2 separate regions of the Homo sapiens genome follow, and region 2 is linked to region 1. The links are chromatin loops, found by intact Hi-C in ENCODE. Cell type or tissue: HepG2. All regions are shown on one strand. Each heading gives the region's core, and the rest is flanking DNA. Links, peaks and the distances in the headings are about the cores only. Region 1 has its middle 15 kb from the start of RGL4. Region 2 holds the start of DRICH1 (aspartate rich 1).

Region 1 (9,457 bases), core at 446-8,445:
AGCAAGGAGGATGGGGAGGCTGACGTCACAGCAGCAAGGAGGCACACAGTGACTCCGCACAGTAACTCAGCCTGTCACCAGGTGACTAAACTTCATGCAGCCCTGGGAGGGCCCCGGGTGGGAGGTGTTGTGAGCCGGGGAATAGGGTTCCCACTTCCCAGGCTCAGTTCCTTCCAAAGGGTGCTGTCTGCCCACGAGCCCCTCCAGTGAGCCCCAGGCTGGGTCTCTCTCTGGCTCTCCCTGTCCCTGTTCAGAACATCTGAACTCACAGCCAGTGTCCCAGAGATGGCTCTGGAGGCGGTGGAGTAGTGGTGCCCCTGGCACTAGACCAGAACCCAGCCTAAGGGGCCTCACCACACGCTGCTGTCAATGCTAAAGGTGTGTTCCGGGAACATGGCCTGGGGCCCTGAGTGCAGACTGGTTCTGCTGCCCATCCAGAAACATTAGCACCCCAGGCCCAAGGAACCACCCGAACAGCCCAGAAAGGCAGGGCCCAGAGAGGGCCTGAGCTGGCCCAAGCTCACACAGCCCAGCAGTGCAGGCTTGGCCACTTGGTAACTGCCCCAAGTTACTGCATGTTTCTGACCAGCCCACCAAGAAGTCTGAGCCAGGAACAGCTGCGGACCCAGCCCAGGGGACTTTGGACAGTGCTGCCCATTCCCCTGTGGCCCTCATCTGCCAAGGATATGGGCCAGAGTCTCCCTGAGTCATGGCTCCCTCCCCTGCTCCTGGGCCTGCTGTGTCTACGGTGCCGGAGAGCCCCTGCAGCCTCCACCTGAGGTCTATTCCGTGCCCATAACACCTACCCCACAATCATCCTTCCAGGCTGCCCCAGCTGACAGAAGGGGACATGAAGGCTGACCCAATATTGCTGCCTGCCTGGGTCACATAGACCTGTCCTGTCATCCACTGCTCTCAAATGGGCTCTGGACAGAACCCACCAGACACACAACTGTGAGATCCTCAATAGCCCTAGGGTGGAGGTGCTATGACCAAGCCCTTACCCTGGCTATTCCTCCCCCTGAAGATCAGGGTGACTGGGAAGATGACAGGGCAGGAACCAAGGCCCCATGACCTGTCCCTGAAGGCTAGACAGCCAACAGGAACATCAGGGGATTTGGCCCTCCTAAGTGGCTGCATTCCATGGCAGTCAGCCATGAGGGGTCTAAAGTGGAGAGCCACAGGGCTCTGTCCCCTGCCCCGGCCTGCTCAGCAGTTTCCTCTCTGCCTGAGAGCATATAAGACAGGCAGGATTCACAGCAGCAGGTGGGCAGGAAGAAAGTCTGAGTGCGCAAAGGATGGCTCAGACCCCCGCAGCTGACCCCAAAAAGAAAACCCTGGGCTGGGGAAAGTAGGGAGACAGAGCTGCCTTTGATGGGGCACAGCCGAAGCCTGGCAGCAGCTGAGGATTCCAGAGAGGGGAGACAGGAGGGGAGGCACTTTATCAAAGGACATGTTAATAGAGGTAGGGCCTACAGAACGAAGGAGGCTTCTCCTCGCATGCTGAGTGTGTCACATTCTGTCCCAGTCAGCCCTCTACCCCCTGAATGCAGAGAGGGCACCTAGGGGGAAGTGGGTCTGGGGAAGCCATGTCACCCAAGGAAAGACTGCAGGGGCTGGCCTAGAAGTCTTCTGCAGACCCCACAGCTCTTGTCCTGGGCACATAAGGTAGTGAGTTCCCTGTCCCCAGAAATGTGCCAGCCTCACTCACCCAGAGACACAGACTCTGGTGTCAGTATCACCCACTTCCAACACACGTGCAAGCACGTGCGCACACACACAACTGAGCCTAATCTAGGCTGAGCAGAGCAGCTTCCCAGGATGCAGCAGAGAGAGGAGTATGAGGAAGAGATAGACATGGCAGCCAGTCTGAAGTTTCCTGGTTAATCCTTCAACCCAGCTTGATGGCTTTGTCACCACAACCCCAGAGCCACAAGGGTGAAACCAGAGCACAGCCCCAACCCCATTCACAGGCAGGAAACTGAAGCTTAGACAAAAGGGATTTACCGAGGTCAGCTGGCCCCAGGAGGTCTGCAGACCTGTAGGTAAGCCCAGGACCCACCCATCCCTTACCCTGCCAGCCCCCAGCCTGGAGTCACTATCCCTGGGTACGAGAACGCACAGATCTCTGTGGCTTCTCCAGGCCTGTCTACATCCCTGGACTGGACGCTTACTACCCAGACCTGGAGTTGGAATCCATCTTCCACGCTGTCTACCCATGCGGTGCAGTGTTGAGAATTAGAAAAAACACCCCTTCAGTAAGATTTAATAACCACTACCTGCTGGAAACCTGTTGAAAGAACTATATATATATCCCCATATATATAGCTGAGAGGTGGCAGGCACCCCCTGGAGTTGGGCAATGACCCCTTGCACAAATGGCCCTGCCCCACCCCAATCCACAGCCACAAACAGAACCCAGGAGTGAGGCAAGCATGGCCCAAGGACACAGGGTCCCCCAACCCCATCACAGCTCTGGCTCTACTCCAGAGCTGACCCCCCGCCCCCATTCAGGGCTGCCAGATCCTCCTGGGTCTGTTTCTTCATGCTGCACTCTCCCCTCCTTTTTTTTTTTTGAGACAGAGTCTCACTCTGTTGCCCAGGCTGGAGTGTAGTGACACGATCTCGGCTCACTGCAACATCTACCTCCCGGGTTCAGGTGATTCTCCCACCTCAGCCTCCCGAGTAGCTCAGATTACAGGCACGCACCACCACGCCCAGCTAATTTTTCTATTTTTAGTAGAGAGGAGGTTTCACCATGTTGGCCAGGATGGTCTCGATCTCTTGACCTCGTGATCCGCCCGCCTTGGCCTCTCAAAGTGCTGGGATTACACGCATGACCACTGCGTCTGGCCCACTCTTCCCTCTCAATTCCAAGAAGCCACGGCTCTCTCAAGGGCTTCTTCGAATAAGTCAGGTGACTCTGCCCCAGCCCTCCCTCACCCACCGGCATACCTCTCTCAAACCCACTTAGCCAAGAAACAGAGGCGCCCCCTAGCCCAGACGCAGTTGGATAGAGAACCCAGGGCTCTCCCCTTCTGTGGGATCCCTCTGCAGGATGTGCCCACGTGAGTTTCCCCCTTCACCCCGAAGTGCAACTCACTCCCACTGCACAGGTGCATAAACCGAGGCTCGGAGAGGAAGAGGAACTCCTCTAGAGCACAGCAAGCATACGGCAGAGCTGAGAATGGAACTCAGGCCTCCAGACACTCCTGGGAGTCCCCTGGCCTGAGCTTCCCCACTTATGATGTCCAGCATCTCAGAGAGAGTGAGTGGCTCCTCCGGGTCACACAGCGCTGGGCCACAGCCAGCTGCCCTCACTCACTGGCTCACCAGACTCTGGATCTGGTCGTCCAGCAGCACACTAAAACCAAGCTAAGATTCCCCGCTGTGACCCAGCTCCTCTCCTCCCCGCCTCCCCAGGCAGCATGGGGGCGGGCAGTGCGGTGCGGGGGAGGCATTAAAGGCACAAGAACTGCTGCAGGTGGGACAATGGCTGGCTGCTGGTCCCATCCCTGGGGCTGTGTGATCTGGGACCGCTGCAGGTCTGAGTCCGGTGGGGTCTCAAACCCTGAATGAGAGACCTGAACTCTGAAAGCCTCGGTGGGGCTGAATGAGGCTGGGTTTCAGTGGGAGGCAGATTAGACCAAAGGTTCCCTGGGAGATGGGGCCACAGAGCTGGGCTGCAGCCAGATGCCCACGCCAGGAGGGGCTGGAGATGTAAGCATCTGAGGCCCCACAAGGTCTGAGGAGCCTAGATCACCTCTACAACCCCAGGGCAGGGGATGCCTCTCCTAACAGGCCCTCTCCCCAGCTTGCAGGGCTACAGGTGGGGCTCTAGGAGCTGTCACTCCAAGGACCCTGGTCACCTGGACTGAAGGGAGTCACATGATCCAGGAGGGTCCTTCCTCAACCCCCAATTTCAAGGGTCTGAGCAGACAGGCTGACAGAGGACCCCAGACAGTGGGAGCAGGGGGATGAGGCCCATCCATCCATCACGCCCTCACCTGCTCTGCCCCATTCAATGAGATGGGGTGGGTGCCCCCACAGCACTGGCAGGCCCAAGCCTCTCAGCCCTCAGATCGAGGTCCACACATGGTCTGCAGCCTGCCAGTATTGTCACTCTTAGCAAGGTGCATACTTACCTTCCTTCTTTCATTCCATCATTCATTCTCTCATCAAATCCTGGCCCCTCCAGATTCTTCTCTCAAGGAGCCCTGACCTGGCTGGGCATGAGACAGTATGGTCACCCCAGGGGGAAGAGCCCTACGGAAGGGGCAGACACCAGAATAGGGCCCTTGGGAATCCAGCCGGAGGTGGGATTGGATTTGGGGAGGACCTGACAGGCAGAAGGAACCACCTGAGCCTGAAGGCCAGGAAATGGAGCCTTTTCCAGGAAGTGAGGGCTGCAGGGGACCTCTTGACCACCCTAGGCCCGTCCTGAGCCCCGAGGTGTCAAAGCTGGAAAAGGAGGTGGCCGAGCTAAGACCTTCAAGGCCAGGCCAGTCTGGACTTTGAGAGCCCTGGGAGGCTGGTCAATGTGTCACCGGGCCCAGTAAACCATTAACCCTGGCTCACTCATTAAGACCCTGGTGGGTGTCCATTAGCTCCTTGGCCGGTTTCAGGAGCCGGGCAGAGGGTAGGGGTCATGGGAAGAAGGGAGTGCTGATTGGGGTGCTAGGTAGAGGCTGGCTGAGCTGGCTCTCTGTGTCCTTATTCCTTGAGGAGCGTTCCAGGGCCAAGCTGGCCTCCAGCCAGGGGCAGCTGCAAACACAGCCCGGCGGGGGTGCCGCCCCACCATCCTAGTGACTTTCATCTTCTTATCACTCCTGTGTACTGGCACCAGCAGCCCACAGTGCCTCGGGGGCCTCAGCCTGACAGGAGGCTCAAGGGGCCAGTCCAGTGCCTGGCTCAGCACCCAGCCACACTGCCCCTCTGAGAAATGGGCCCAATGTGGCCTCCAAAGCCTTGTCTGTTTCAACGGGCTGGGATCTGCCCCACCTCTGTATCTGGGAAAACAAGGCCCTGGTGGGGCAAGAAGGGAGCTCCTGGCATAGGAACCTGCAGGCTGAGAGGGGAAGGGACCTGCCCAAAGCCACTCGGCAAGACAGTGACCCATGACACCAGGAAGGCTGTGCAAACCACTTCCTGCAACTGGCGTCTCATTGCAGCCCCACCCCACTGTCAGGTCCAGGAAGCTGACCACAGGAATCACCCGGAAATCCTCGTGCCCTGAGTGGGCCATGGGGGCATGACATCCTGAACTGCAGTCATGAGGCTCACAATGAGCGAGCAATGCGGATGGGTCCAGATGCAAGCTGTGCCTGGCCCATACTCCAGAACCGCTGGAACAACATCTCAGGGACCCCTGGGAGCCAGAAACCCAATATTATCTAGGACATTTTGTGTCTCCTGGTGTCCTGCACCAAGGAGACACTTGGTAAACTGGCTAAATAGAACTGACTTCAAATCCAAGCATCATAGCATTGGAGTCAATATTAGGATCACGGAATCTCAAGTGTTTGCCCTCTGATCTTCCAGCATCCCAGAAAGGTCAGCTTACATACCTTCCCCAATGGGGAGCTCACTACCTCCAAAGATAGTGGGACTGTGTTTGGTTGGCGAGTTCTTCCCAACATTAAGTGCCAATTTGCCTCTTTGTAACACCTGCTGCAGGTGGGCCTGGCCTCAGATCCTGCCCACTGTCAAAGGCCACAGAGCAGAGAAACAGGGGCCACCCCAGATCCTGTACCTGGCCACAAATTCTCTGAGCCACAAAGACCACACTGAAGGAATGGGAGGAAGACTTCAGCTCAATGGAAGGGCTGGTGCCACTCAGCTTGACGGAGGGAGGTCAGCACAGGCCAACTGTGGGCATGGGCAGAGCTCCTGTGCCCCCAGAGCCTGGCCAACACCCCCAGTGCCATTTGTAGCATTTGTTATTCCAGCACCCACCTGTGATGTGAGGACACAGACTGAAGCATGGCCAAGTGCGTGGGCCCTTCAGAATTGTCAGCTTGTGAATGCCTGGGAGCACCCAGCAGCAGGGCTGGCCTGGCACTTGATGGAACAAGTCCAACTCCCAAACTCAGAGGCAGGATGGCAGAGGCATGGGCCCTAGAGTCCCTGGGTTCAAACTCAACCCCAGCCACTGATAGTGTGGGTATCACAGCAGCCTTTCCCTTCCTGGCCTCAGTCTCCTACCTAGAGAGCAGGGATAACTAGAACAGTTACTAGGTGGATTCCCTGAGACGGCCACGCACAGACTGTAGGGAGCATCTGCTACTTTCAAGACCTCACAGGGTCTCGCCAGGCTCTGACACCAGGCCTGTAGGAGCTTCTCACCTTTCCTGATGAGCAGCTCAGAGCAGGGGCCCAAAGGGTACCCCTCCTGGCCGCCCTGTCCTCCCTGACCAGGCACCCTCCACAGGTAGTATTTATCACATCACCTGGTAATTATCTGCAGTGTCTGAAAGCTCCAAGGAGGGGTTGGGGGTGCAGGAAGACTGTCCATGCCTCAGCCCCGACACTATCCCACGTCCTGGTCTCCAGGAAAGCCAACCCGAACCCGCTCATGTCTCAAGGCCTCCCTGGTGACATGCCCAAGCACACCTGTTCACACACAGCCCCGTGACTTCACTGATGCCAAAACTGCGCAGCACTTTCCACGCACGCCATGCTCTCATCTGGACTTTTGGGGACCTCCCCCTGCCTCATAGCAGCACCTTCCCGACCTCCCTTGCTTCTTGGATACTGGGCTCAGGAATGTTCTCACTGACGAGTCTGCGCCCTGCTGGCTTATGTTTCAGACACACCAGATGGACGTGCCCAAGCCTGAGCTAAGCAGCTGCCTCCCCAGACCTCCTACCACCAGGGCAGCCAGAGTCTAGCCCTGGGCAGCTGCCCCTGCATCCTCACTGGGCCTGTCCAGCTGCTCCCACCTCTATACCCCACTCCCAGCCTCACCTGATCCCCAGTCCCCACAGGCCACCCCTCTCACCTGGAGACTCCCAATCACAGGTCCCAGCCCCTCTGCTGTTTCCCTACTGCAGCCCTGGCAATCGGCATGCAAATCTGAGCACACCCCTCCCCCACTGGAAAAAAAACACTCCAGAGGTCCCCCTTGTCCTACCTTGCTGGCACCCGTCCTTTCCTCCTTTTTTTTTTTGGAGTGGGGCAGCTGGATATGAACCGTCCTTTCCCCTTGCTCCTTCCCGGTCTTTGGGACTTTGCACTGACTCCATTATCATGGAGACACTCTTCAGACACCAATCACAATGCCACCTCCTCCTGAAGCCCTCCGGCACTGCATCTCACTCTGCAGGCCGGCTGCGACTGCTGCCCCCTCCACAGTATCCACAGTGCACAACAATCTTCACTGAATGGATGGATGCCAGCTGTCAGGTGGCTAGCTGTTTTTACTAAAATGCATCTTCTAGGACTTTACACTGAATCTACCTAGCCACCTGACAGCTGGCATCTCTAATCTTGTAATCCCAGCACTAAGGGAGGACGAGGTGGGTGGATCACTTGAGACCAGGAGTTTAAGACCAGCCTGGGCAACATAGTAAGACCCTGTCTTTAATTTTTTAATTATATATATTTTTTTACAAGACCAAAGAGGACAAGGTTTGGGGAGCTTCATGTGGAGGCCGACAGGAAGGTGAATAAGAACTCATCCAAGGCCAGGCGCAGTGGCTCATGCCTATAATCCCAGCACTTCCAGAGGGCGAGGTGGGTGAATGGCTTGAACCCAGGAGTTCACCACCGGCCTGGGCAATATAGAGAGACCCCATCTCTACAAAAAAAAAAAAAAAAATTAGCTGGGTATGGTGGCATATGCCTGTGGTCCCAGCTACTTGGGAGGCTGAGGGGGACGATCACTTGAGCATGGGAGGCAGAGGCTGCAGTGAGCTGAGATAGTGCCACTGTACTCCAGCCTGGGCAACAACAAAAAAACCCAACTCATCCATGTGTCCAACTCCATTAGGACAGAAACTTCTGTACTTGGGAGTCTTCCAGTCTTTGCCTTATATTATCTCTTCATCTGACTGTTTATTTGTAGCCTTTATTTATTTTATCTTTTTTTTTGTGATCCGCCCGCCTCGGCTTCCCAAAGTGCTGGGATTACAGGCGTGAGCCACCATATACCACGTTCTCACTTCAAGTGGGAGCCAAGCACTGGGTACACATGGACATCAAGATGGAACAATAGACACTGGGGACAACCGCAGGGGCTGAGAGGGAGAGGGGCAAGCGCTGAAAACCTACATATTGGGTCCTATCTGGGTGCTGGGGATCATTCATACCCCAAACCTTAGCACTGCACAATATACCCACATAACAAACCTGCACATGTACCCCTTGAATCTAAAGTGAAAGTTTTTTTTAAATCTCATGGGATTCTTTGGAGGAATTAAAAGAGGTTGAGTCCATCCATGCCCCATTCAAAATCCAGGAGTGGCTTACAAATGCTCTGGTTTTAGAGCTTCAATATGAGTTTTGTGATACAACACAAACAGGCAGAAGGGAACTGTATTCAATATACTTGAAACGAACCATTGCATATAAAATAAAACGATACCATTTGTGGCCAGGCACGGTGGCTCACATCTGTAATCTCAGCAGCACTTTGGGAGGCTGAGGAGTCCGGCGGATCATTTGAGGTCGGGAGTTTACATTCCCACCAACAGTGTTTGAGGGCTCCCCTTTCCCCACGTCCTCACCAGTGTTCATTATTGCCTGTCTTTTTGACAAAGGCCTATTTTAACTGGGGTGAGATCTCATTGTGGTTTTGATTTGTGTTTCTCTGATGATTAGTGACACTGACACACCACTGTGCCCTCGGCTGGCCTTAGTTCACTTATACATCTAACATTCACACGACTAAAATAGTCCCCATGAAGCCAATAGTGCCATTGGTATCACGTAGAAGGATACAAGACACGAAACACCGTGTGCCAGCAGATGTATCCTGCCTGTGTCTTTAGCAGGAATCCTCACGGCTGTCCACACTTCAGGCCAGGAGCTATTCTCTGGATCCTGCTCCCCAAGTGACACCTCACGTGCAAAGCAGCAAGGTCACATGGGTGGGCACAGGGCTACCAAGCTTAGAAGCCTGTGTCCCAAAAAGACACTGAGATTTCTTTTAACAGTCCCATGGTCAAAGTTTTCAAGGGTCCCAGCAACGGACATGCCTAGTTACAAACACCACTGCGCTCAGGGAAACCCAAAGTATGGTTTACCTCTTGATTTTTTCTCCAAAGCCAGCCACGAAAAAGTTGACCACAGACTTCAAAACATTTCTAACAATAGCAAAGTCCAATTGATGGCAGACTTCAAAAATTGCAAATACTCTTCTCTAACTCGAGATGCCCCCATTGTTTTACAATTCATTCACAGCTCTCCCAATTCAGATAATGATGACCAACTCTGGGCCATTTTTATTTGTAGTCTG
Region 2 (9,457 bases), core at 673-8,672, 48 kb before region 1:
AATTCATTAAAAAATGTCCATGAGGAAAAGCGTGATTTTTTGGTTAACTAGCTTACATAAATTTTTTTTGTTTGATGCCTATTGTACCAAAAAATATTGGTACAAGATATCACAAATTTGGCTGGGCATGGTGGCTCATGCCTATAATCCCAGCACTTTTTGGGAGGCTGAGGCGGGCAGATCACGACATCAAAAGATTGAGACCATCCCGGCCAACATGGTAAAACCACATCTCTACTAAAAATACAAAAATTATCTAGGCATGGTGGCACATGACTGTAGTCCCAGCTACTCAGGAGGATAAGGCAGAAAAATCACTTGCACCCAGGAGGCAGAGGTAGAAGTGAGCAGAGATCACATCACTGCACCCCAGTATGGTGACAGAGTGAGACTCCATCTCAAAAAACAAAAAAGAAAAGAAAAAAATAGAAATCACAAATTTATATCAGTCTTGTTAAATCTAACTAATCAGCTGTCAACATAAAGATTCTAGAAAGTAAAGAACATACAAATAAGTAGAAAGGCATCCCATATTCATGGATAGGAAGACTGAGCCTGACTAACACACAATACTACACAAATAATCTACAGATTAACAACTGCTATCAAACTGGTAACAGCCATGTGTGCAGAAATGGAAAAGATAATCCTCAGACTTTAATGAATTTTCATTTGCCTCAAATAAACTTGGTAATGTTGGAAAAGAATAGTGTTGGTGGATGCACATTCATGAGATTGAAATCTACAAAAAACAGAAATTCAGACAGCATGCTTCTAGCTTGGGGGCACCCATAAGTATCACAGATGTAGAATAGAGAGCCCAGAATTAAATGCACACATACAGAGTCAGCTGATCTTCAATGAAGGTACCAAGAATACACAATGAGGAAAGGAAAGTCTCTTCCACAAATGATGGTAAAACTGCATATTCTCAACAGAATGCTGACAGTGTGCTCAAGGTTGTGCTTCTCTCTCAACAGAATGCTGACAGTGTGCTCAAGGTTGTGCTTCTCCCTCCATTTCCAAGACACTGGACCTTTTGCAGTGAGCCCAGAGTGAATTTTCATTCTGTCCTCCACACTCAGGGAGATGTCTTGATACCAGAGGTAAACAGCAAGCACAGACAAATGAATGTGCTGCCATGAAACCTAACAGTTCATAAGGTGAGGATCCATTTCTCCTATGCATCTGGCACACCGCAGAAGAATTCTGTCTCCAGGAGTGAGTAACTGCTTGTGACAGAACTGTGTCCCAAACCACAGGCTCTGAGATTTTGCAGTGGCACAGGCAGAAAAGAGCAGGTGTTCTCAGAAAAATCATCTTTAAATAATAAAGCAAGAAGAAATGATCAAAAACACAGGATACTCAATAGCCCATAAACATAATACTTCTCACCTGATGACATTAAACTCTGAAAATAACAAACTCAGCTTCTATTTACTTTTTCTTTTTCTGTTTCTACACCCTCCCTCAGCCTCCCAAGCAGCAGGTATAACATGAAGGTTCTTGTAAATGCTGTTTTATTAGACCCCATCTGAAGTATTGTTACCTACCTGAAAAAGCATAGTCTTCCCCACTAAAGTTCTCCAGAATCCACTCTTTAGGATTCTGGTATCTTTACCAACATCAGGATAAGTCAGTGAGAGGTGCACTCACTTCTACTCCAGGTGAAGACACACTGGCTCACACAAAATCTCCTCATTGGTCCTCTGGGTTCACACACATTTCTACATCCTCTCTGCTCATAATTATACACTCGCAGAATCATTTGCTCTCACCAGACCCCCAATATTTTTTAACAGGAATCCAGATTAAGGTTTCTATATATTAAAGCTAGCAAGTTTGTTTCTCAGAAAGTGAGTTAGTTCAAGGTACGTACCCTGGACAGGTGATGGTAAAATCTGCAATGAGACAAAAGAAGATGCTATGAGGATCAGATCAATTCTGCTGCACCCCCTACACAGATCAGTTATTCTCTTGATGACTTCAGAAAACTACTTTTGAAACAGTGGTTGAGTCCATGTCAAAGACAAAACACTTTAGCATAGAGGACATGAGTGAAAAGACAAGAGCTTTTCCCACAGAATTTCTTTGAGGTTGATTTAGGTTGGTAAATGCACAATGCCTAATTTAAAGAGGAAAACTGGTGTGGAGGAAAATGCCTCTGCATTACAGTTGATGATGGATGCTGTCATTTAAAAACATCCTAGTGTGTCATGTATTAGATGAAAAGAAACTCCCACTGAATTCCATCCTCACAAAGACAATTGTGTACGTTGTACATAATGTGTCTTGTTATATTTTTATATCAAAATTAATTGAGAAGGAAAGAAATCAGGTGAAGGAAATAATGTATACAGTGGTCCATTTTTAACACAAACTGTCTTGAACCAGTGTAGGTCAGCAAAAAAACAGAAGAAATAGGATATGCTGGGCTCCTGCTTGGATGGGCAATGCCTGCTTGTTGGGCTCCCTTTCCTCCCCACTTAGTTGCCCTCACTGGAACCAAAGAAGTTTAGTCTAAGTTGAAAGTTTACTAGCCTGCAAAATAGCTCGCTTTGTCTGTTCTTATCAGCCTGCCCAACTACTTAGGTCATAAGTCAAATACTTGAAGAGACCCTGAGCTGACTAGGATGTCAATGCAGTGTGGGCTGCAACAAAATGCAGTAAGACAACCATAAAAAAAAATACCTAAAGCCCCTACCCAACAATCGATGTGTGACACCCGGGAAGATTGTGACCTCATAGTACTCAGCCTATGAGGAACCAGAGGAGTGACCTGCACACTCGGGGATAAATTGCTTGTTGAAACCGTTCTGGGTGTGTCTGCACCCAGATCTTGCAAGACCATCATTAAAAGTCTTACTTTTGCTGTTCTGCAGGCCTCTGAGTCCATTCTTTGGGTTTAGATGGGTGAATTTGTTTCTGACATCAGGAAAGCAACATTTCCTTAGAAGGCAAAGAAAGGGGGTCTTACCTTGGCATCATCATTGTCTTCCTCACTTGATGGCAGAAATTTTAAACTCAGGCGGTCCTCAGGGGGACCTAAAAGGACACAGAGTTAATGTCAGTGCCCTGGTGGTTGGAGACTGGGAGTCCCTCAGGGAGCTTTGCTGGATGCGGCACATGGAGCGTGGGACTGAAGGTTCGGAGACCATCTCAGAGAAACAACTGTGTTCAAGTAGTGAGCATGAGGGAGTCTCACCAGATACCTTGCATCTTAGCCAGTGCCCAGACCTAATAAGACTCTTGCATTCCGAAGTCCCAGAAGATATTAACCAATCAAAAATCAGGGCTTTGATGTTTGCTGTGACATAGGAAAAACTGGTCTTCTGGGAAAGGTAATCATTAAATATCAGAGCAAGAAAAAAAATGGTTACAAACACAGCACACAAAGCCCATGGATACAAATTGTCTCATATCTATCTTATTAAAATTCCAAAGGAACAAGTCAGACTTCTACACATATTTCCTTTGGTTCTGACTTCATTGCCCTTTTCCTAGGTTCCAAAGCAACAGGTGTCACTCAACTGCTCCCCAGAGATCCTCCTAGAGTATCATTCTCTAGCTGCAGATCTGCCTCATTGCAGCTGCCCTCATGGATGGTGTCCATTGGCCAATCATTAAGAGACAAAAACTCTGCAAGAAGTTATTCCAGAGAGCAACTCGCCCAGCCTCCTACTGCAGGTGAGGCCACACTGGGTTGCACAAGATTGCTCTGCACTTTCCTAGGTGTTGTCAGACTCTCCCTGGTCTCTGTGGAGTCAGAGGTCTCTAAAAAGGCATTGCTCACACTTGCCAGCCTTTGAGTGAGAAAGAGGAACTGAAGGAACCACTTTTAACTTTTTCCTTCCACTGGCCCATTACAGGTCTCACCTCCAATCTCACAGCCCTGAGATTCCCACTTTGATGTGCACGCTTTGAGTTACAGGAGTTCAACAATTGGTCCCTCAGCCAGGCTCACAGCAGATGTGAAAGAGCATTCTGCGGGGATGTAAATCTCTCCACTTCATTAACATAAGGCTGATGGGCCATTGCACGGTGGCTGTTGTGATGAGGTTCTGATTTTTTTTTTTTTTTTTTTTTGAGACGGAGTTTCACTCTTGCTGCCCAGGCTGGAGTACAATGGCATGATCTCGGCTCACTGCAACCTCTGCCTCCCAGGTTCAGGTGATTCTCCTGCCTCAGTTTCCCAAGTAGCTGGGATTACAGGTGTGCGTCACCACACCTGGCTAATTTTTGCATTTTTAGTAGAGATGGGGTTTCACCATGTTGGCCAGGCTGGTCTCGAACTCCTGACCTCAGATGATCCACTGGCCCTGGCCTCCCAAAGTGCTGGAATTACAGGTGTGAGCCACCACGCCCGGCCCTGAACTTTTAATTGTAAATAGTTAAATGTATTTAAATATGAGGAGGCACAGATATGACTGAGAACCTCACTAGATGGCACAGGAGATCCAGACATGAGGAAGACATGACTCCCCTCCCCTGGTGTTTTCTTGCAAAATAGTTTGCAGCTCTGCTCCTACCATATGTTTATGGTTACTTCCTGGGCATCTACACAAGGGCCAGTCACTGTGTGGGGCTGGGGATATGACAACAATGAGAACAACATCCAGGTCCAGAGGGATTCCAGCAGGGGGTGCACGTGCACACAGGGGAAGAGCGTGGCCCTGCACAGCCTGTCTAGACAGGATCAGAGCAGCAGGAGCCAAGGGGCAGGGGCACCTCACTGTCCTCAGGAGCTCAACTTCATCTCCAGGGACCCTGACTCAGAAACTGGGGCAGCCTCCAGGATTGGTGTAGGGCTCAACAGGCTGGACAGGCTGAGAAGGGAACATTTCCACAACTAAGCTAGATCCCACCCCAGAGGCGACCTAGAACTCATCCCAGGGGTGTGTTCATTACAATGCCCATGGGGCCTAACATGTTCTCCCCAGGACTGAGCTCTGGGATAAGGACTAATGAGGAAGACACAGTCACTGCCCTGGCAGGAAACACCCATAGCCAGGGCCCCTCTACCCACCCTGTGGGAAGACACAACACAGATAGAGTTTGACACTGAAGATTCCAAACCTTCTATAAAATAAGTGGAAACTGATGTGTGCTGGATTCCACAGAAGAGTTGCAAGGATGAGCTGGACTCTGGAATCAGTCCCCATCCCTCTGCTGAGCTCATGGTGCACTGGAACTTGTGTCCCTCCCCACCTCCCCTGCTACTCAGGAGTGCTGCAGCTACAGGCTCAGTGCTAGGGGGCTCTGTCCAGTTGATACACACGTCAGCCAGGCACAGTGGCTCACGCCTGTAATCCTAGAACTTTGGGAGGCCGAGGTGGGTGGATCACTTGATGTCAGGAGTTTGAGACCAGCCTGGCCAACATGGAGAAACCCTGTCTCTGCTACAAATATAAAAATTAGTTGGGTGCGGTGGCACATGCCTGTAATTCCAGCTACTCAGCAGGCTGAGGCAGCAGAATCAGTTGAACTTGGGAGGTGGACGTTGCAGTGAGCTGAGATCGCACAACTGCACTACTCCAGCCTGGGCAACAGAGTGAGACTCCACCTCAAAAAACAGACAAACAAAAACACATTTCTGAGCCAGACAACCCTTGGCAAATAGTGTCTCCTCAAGGCCATTCCTCAAGTGACTTCCATAAGAGGTGAAAAAGAAAAAGTCATCTGTCCCAGCCCCAGGAAGATCAGGCCTGGGACCTGTCTGTGTCTGTCCTGACCCTGAAGTCCATCCCTGCTGACTTGTGTCCTGTCTGCTCTGTGTCAGAGAAGTGGGGACCTGATTCCTGCTCTGCCCCCCCACCAATTTCTGCCAGTGTCAACGGCCATCATCGCACAAAGAGATGGAGAAGACAAGAGAAAGCAATGAAACTCCATTCTTGAGGCATTTAGGATGATGTCCATGCCATGCTCTCGGCAGACAGGAAGGCCAGGTCCTGTTCACTCCTACTCAGAAGGGGTCTCAGATATATGAGTACTAACCCTGTTAGATATTTCTCCTCCGCTCTTCTCTTTAATTTTTTGTTTTGTTTGTTTGTTTGTTTTGAGAAGCAGTCTCAGTCACTGAGGCTGGAGTGCAATGGCTCGATCTCAGCTCACTGCAACCTCTGCCTCTTGGGTTCAAGTGATTCTCCTGCCTCAACCTCCCGAGTAGCTGGGATTACAGGCACCCACCACCACATCCAACTCATTTTTATATTTTCAGTAGAGACAGGGTTTCGCCAGGTTGGCCAGGCTGGTCTCAAACTCCTAACCTCAGGCAATCCACCCACCTCGGCCTCCCAAAGTGCTGGGATTACAGGCATGAGCCACCGCACCCTGCCCATGTCTTCCATTTATTTGCACTGTGTGTGCATCCATTGAGTCAGTGGCTGCTCATGCTCACACCAGCCCCCAACAGTGGGACAGTCCATCATGGGGATCAGTACATGGGGATCAGTACATGGGGATCAGTACATGAGTGTTGAGCCTCACTAACCTACTGGTGCAAGAGGTCTCCAATGAGGGTGATCGGCACCAGGCTAATAATAATATTGTCCTGAGTTCTGACGTGGCACTGGCCCTTGTCTGTCTGCTATGGATTGCAGCATTTCTTTTTATTTATTTCTTTATGTTTTTGAGACAGAGTCTCACTCTGTCACCCAGGCTGGAGGGGGCAGTGGCTCGATCTCGGCTCACTGCAACCTCCACCTCCCAGGTTCAAGCGATTCTCCAGCCTCAGCCACCCAAGTACCTAGGACTACAGGTATGGGCCACCATGGCCAGCTAATTTTTGTATTTTTATTAGAGACAGGTTTTTACCATGTTGGCCAGGCTGGTCTCAAGCTCCTGACCTCAGGTGATCTGCTGTCTTGGCATCCCAAAGTGCTGGGATTACAGGTGTGAGCCACCGTGCCCGGCCATGGATTGGAGCATTTCTAAGGCTTGAGGTACTCATGTTACTAAATACAATGCAATATCTTCCTGATCCTTCCCTGCTTTGACCAAGTGCTGAGGAATGACCCCAGCACTGACAGATGTTGACCTGCACTGTTCCATGTGATCCCTTACACTTCTCAGAATCTGTGAGCTGACCAGAAGCCTGTGAGCTTTCTATGTGTATTTCACAGTAATGCCCATGCCAACGTCTATTGTTCCGTGTACCTTTTGCTACCCAGAGTTATGTGACCACTGGGGCCCCATCTGATGGTGGGCAATGTTTGGCACACTTATAGGCCATCCACTACCACTACCAGGGGCACGCATAGGTGCTGGAACTCCCTGGTGTGGGGTCATATATCACGGTGGAGTGATGACACGGTTGAGTAATGCAGACCATCAACATCGGGACCCATTTCTGGGTTCACTTTTGCCTCTTCCATTCAGGAGGTCAAAATCTGGGTTCATTCCTTTCCACACTCTCTCTCTCTCTAAGAAGTAGGGATATTAAACTGACCTTCAGGTACACTGTGTTGAGTGAAAAAGAGGTCATTTATGTAAAGTGTATGGTGGTGCTGAAGTTTTTCTTCCTTTTTATTAGAAGAATGACATGACTTGGGAGGCTGAGGTGAGAGGACCACCATAGGCCAGGAATTCAAGAAAACTGACACTTGCACTTGTGCTGGGCATGCGGGTCCACATTTTTGGGGGAAAACACACATTTACAAACACTACACATTAATTCACCCCTGGCTATCTCCCAACCCTCATGCACACAAACCCACATCATCTAAATGACACGGCTGTTTCCAGGGACTCTAGTGGATGATGACAGTTCTTCACTGAGCCATCTGTTTCTCACACTGCACTCCAGGTCCTCACTCCTATCAGGAACCTGAAGCCAGGCAGGCTCTCCAGACAGAAGCAGGGAAGAGAGTCCCCTGCGAACCATCACTTAGATTTGTCATCAGCAAAGGAGTGGTCTTAGAATACGTACGGTGTTAGACAGGGAATGATACACACTGGGGCCTGTCAGGGGGCAGGGGAAGGGAGAGAATATGGATAAACAGTTAATGCATGCAGGGCTTCATACCTAGGTGATGGGTTGACAGGTGCAGCAAACCACCATGGCACACTTTTACCTACGTAACAAACCTGTACATCCTGCACATGTACCTCGGAACTTAAAAAAAATTAAATTAGGAGCCGGGCGCGATGCCTCATGCCTGTAATCACAGCACTTTGGGAGGCCGAGGCGGGCAGATCACCAGGTCAGGAGATCGAGACCATTCTGGCTAACACAGTGAAATCCCGTCTCTACTAAAAATACAAAAAATTAGCCGGGCGTGGTAGTGGGCACCTGTAGTCCCTACTCAGGAGGCTGATGCTAGAGAATCGCTTGAACCCAGGAGGCAGAGGTTGCAGTGAGCTGAGATCCCGCCACTGCACTCCAGCCTGGGCAACAGAGCAAGACTCCATCTAAAATAAATAAATAAATAAATAAATAAATAATAAATAAAATTTACAAAAAATAAGCTACCTTAAGAGATGGAAGAAAAACAATCTGACCCTTAGCTGGTTCCTTCATTTAGGTACCAAACCGGCCAGATAGGTGAGGCTAGAGAATGGGATGGGGACTCCAAAATTGGGGTATTTGAATTTTCATTGAGAAAAGGGCTCTCCCTTTTCTAGATCAAAAAGTCTCAACGACAAAGACAGGAGGCAGAGTCAGCCTTTGTCCCCCATGCCCAGACCTGGGAAAGCTGGCTATGGACAGGAGGGAGCTGGAAGCTGAGGATGTCTCTGGGGATGAGGGTAAGGGAAGGGGGTGGGGGTGGCCAGAGGTGTGCCAGAGGGTAAACGGCACCCGTGGCTTTTTTACCTGTGGGCATCTTTTGGTTGCTGATGTGCTGCAGGTCTTGGCCCTCCGTGGCTCCCACATCCAGCTTGCCAGGCTCTACAGTAGTGGATTCTGATGTTGCAGCAGCCACAGTCTCATAAATATCAGTATCAGATTCATAACAGGGTGCGTCCTTCCCCCTGGGCCAGCCACAGTGGGAGTTGATACAACAGGTCAGTATATTCCCCATGGGGCCTCTCCATGCCTCTCCACTCCTGCCTCAGCCTTCAGCGAAATTGTAACTGTGCTGCCCTAGCAGCCACACTACTGAGGGTGGCCCTGCACTTTTAGAAGCAGCCTGACCCCAGGCAGATCTGGGTCCTCAGCCCTTATTCTGCCGCCACCTCCCAAACTAGCTGGTCTATGAGGTCAGGGACCTGCTGTCTTCTTTGAAAAATAAACGAACATGACAAGCACCCAAAGGTGCAAAAACTGCCATCAAAGAGCACAGTTGGAGCTCCTCCTCCCTCCACTGCGAGCTACTGACTGAGGGCTGCTGGCCCTGGCTGATGCTTATAACCCACAAAGCTTCCTATGTCACCTGGTTACCAGGAAACAGCCAGGTCAGGCTAGTGACTCACAATGTCCAGCCCCACAGCCCCCCCCAATGCCTCATAATGCCTGTCC

What was found. Hi-C counts contacts between places; a loop is a spot of excess contacts. Peaks named below come from ENCODE experiments on the same cell type or tissue, not always from the same donor. Only the 100,000 strongest peaks of a DNase experiment are listed, where the experiment ranks them.
Region 2: it touches region 1 in a loop (4-fold over the local background); 2 of 110 quality-filtered maps call a loop at or near these places.

Annotation. Positions count from the first base shown.
Region 1 is chr22:23,671,045-23,680,501 of GRCh38, forward strand. It overlaps the pseudogene GUSBP11. Among named protein-coding and RNA genes, the nearest start is that of RGL4, 15 kb to the right of the region's middle. RefSeq lists an enhancer at 2,875-3,479. In HepG2, for the core only: no CTCF peak of the experiment used is centred there; DNase peaks (open chromatin) are centred at 4,537 and 4,807.
Region 2 is chr22:23,623,004-23,632,460 of GRCh38, forward strand. It overlaps DRICH1 (aspartate rich 1), which reads right to left and starts at 9,318. Exons shown (of 12, transcript NM_016449.4): 1 at 8,813-9,318; 2 at 2,978-3,045; 3 at 1,880-1,901. The coding sequence starts at 9,020. In HepG2, for the core only: a CTCF peak has its summit at 4,633 (motif pointing right); DNase peaks (open chromatin) are centred at 4,638 and 5,218.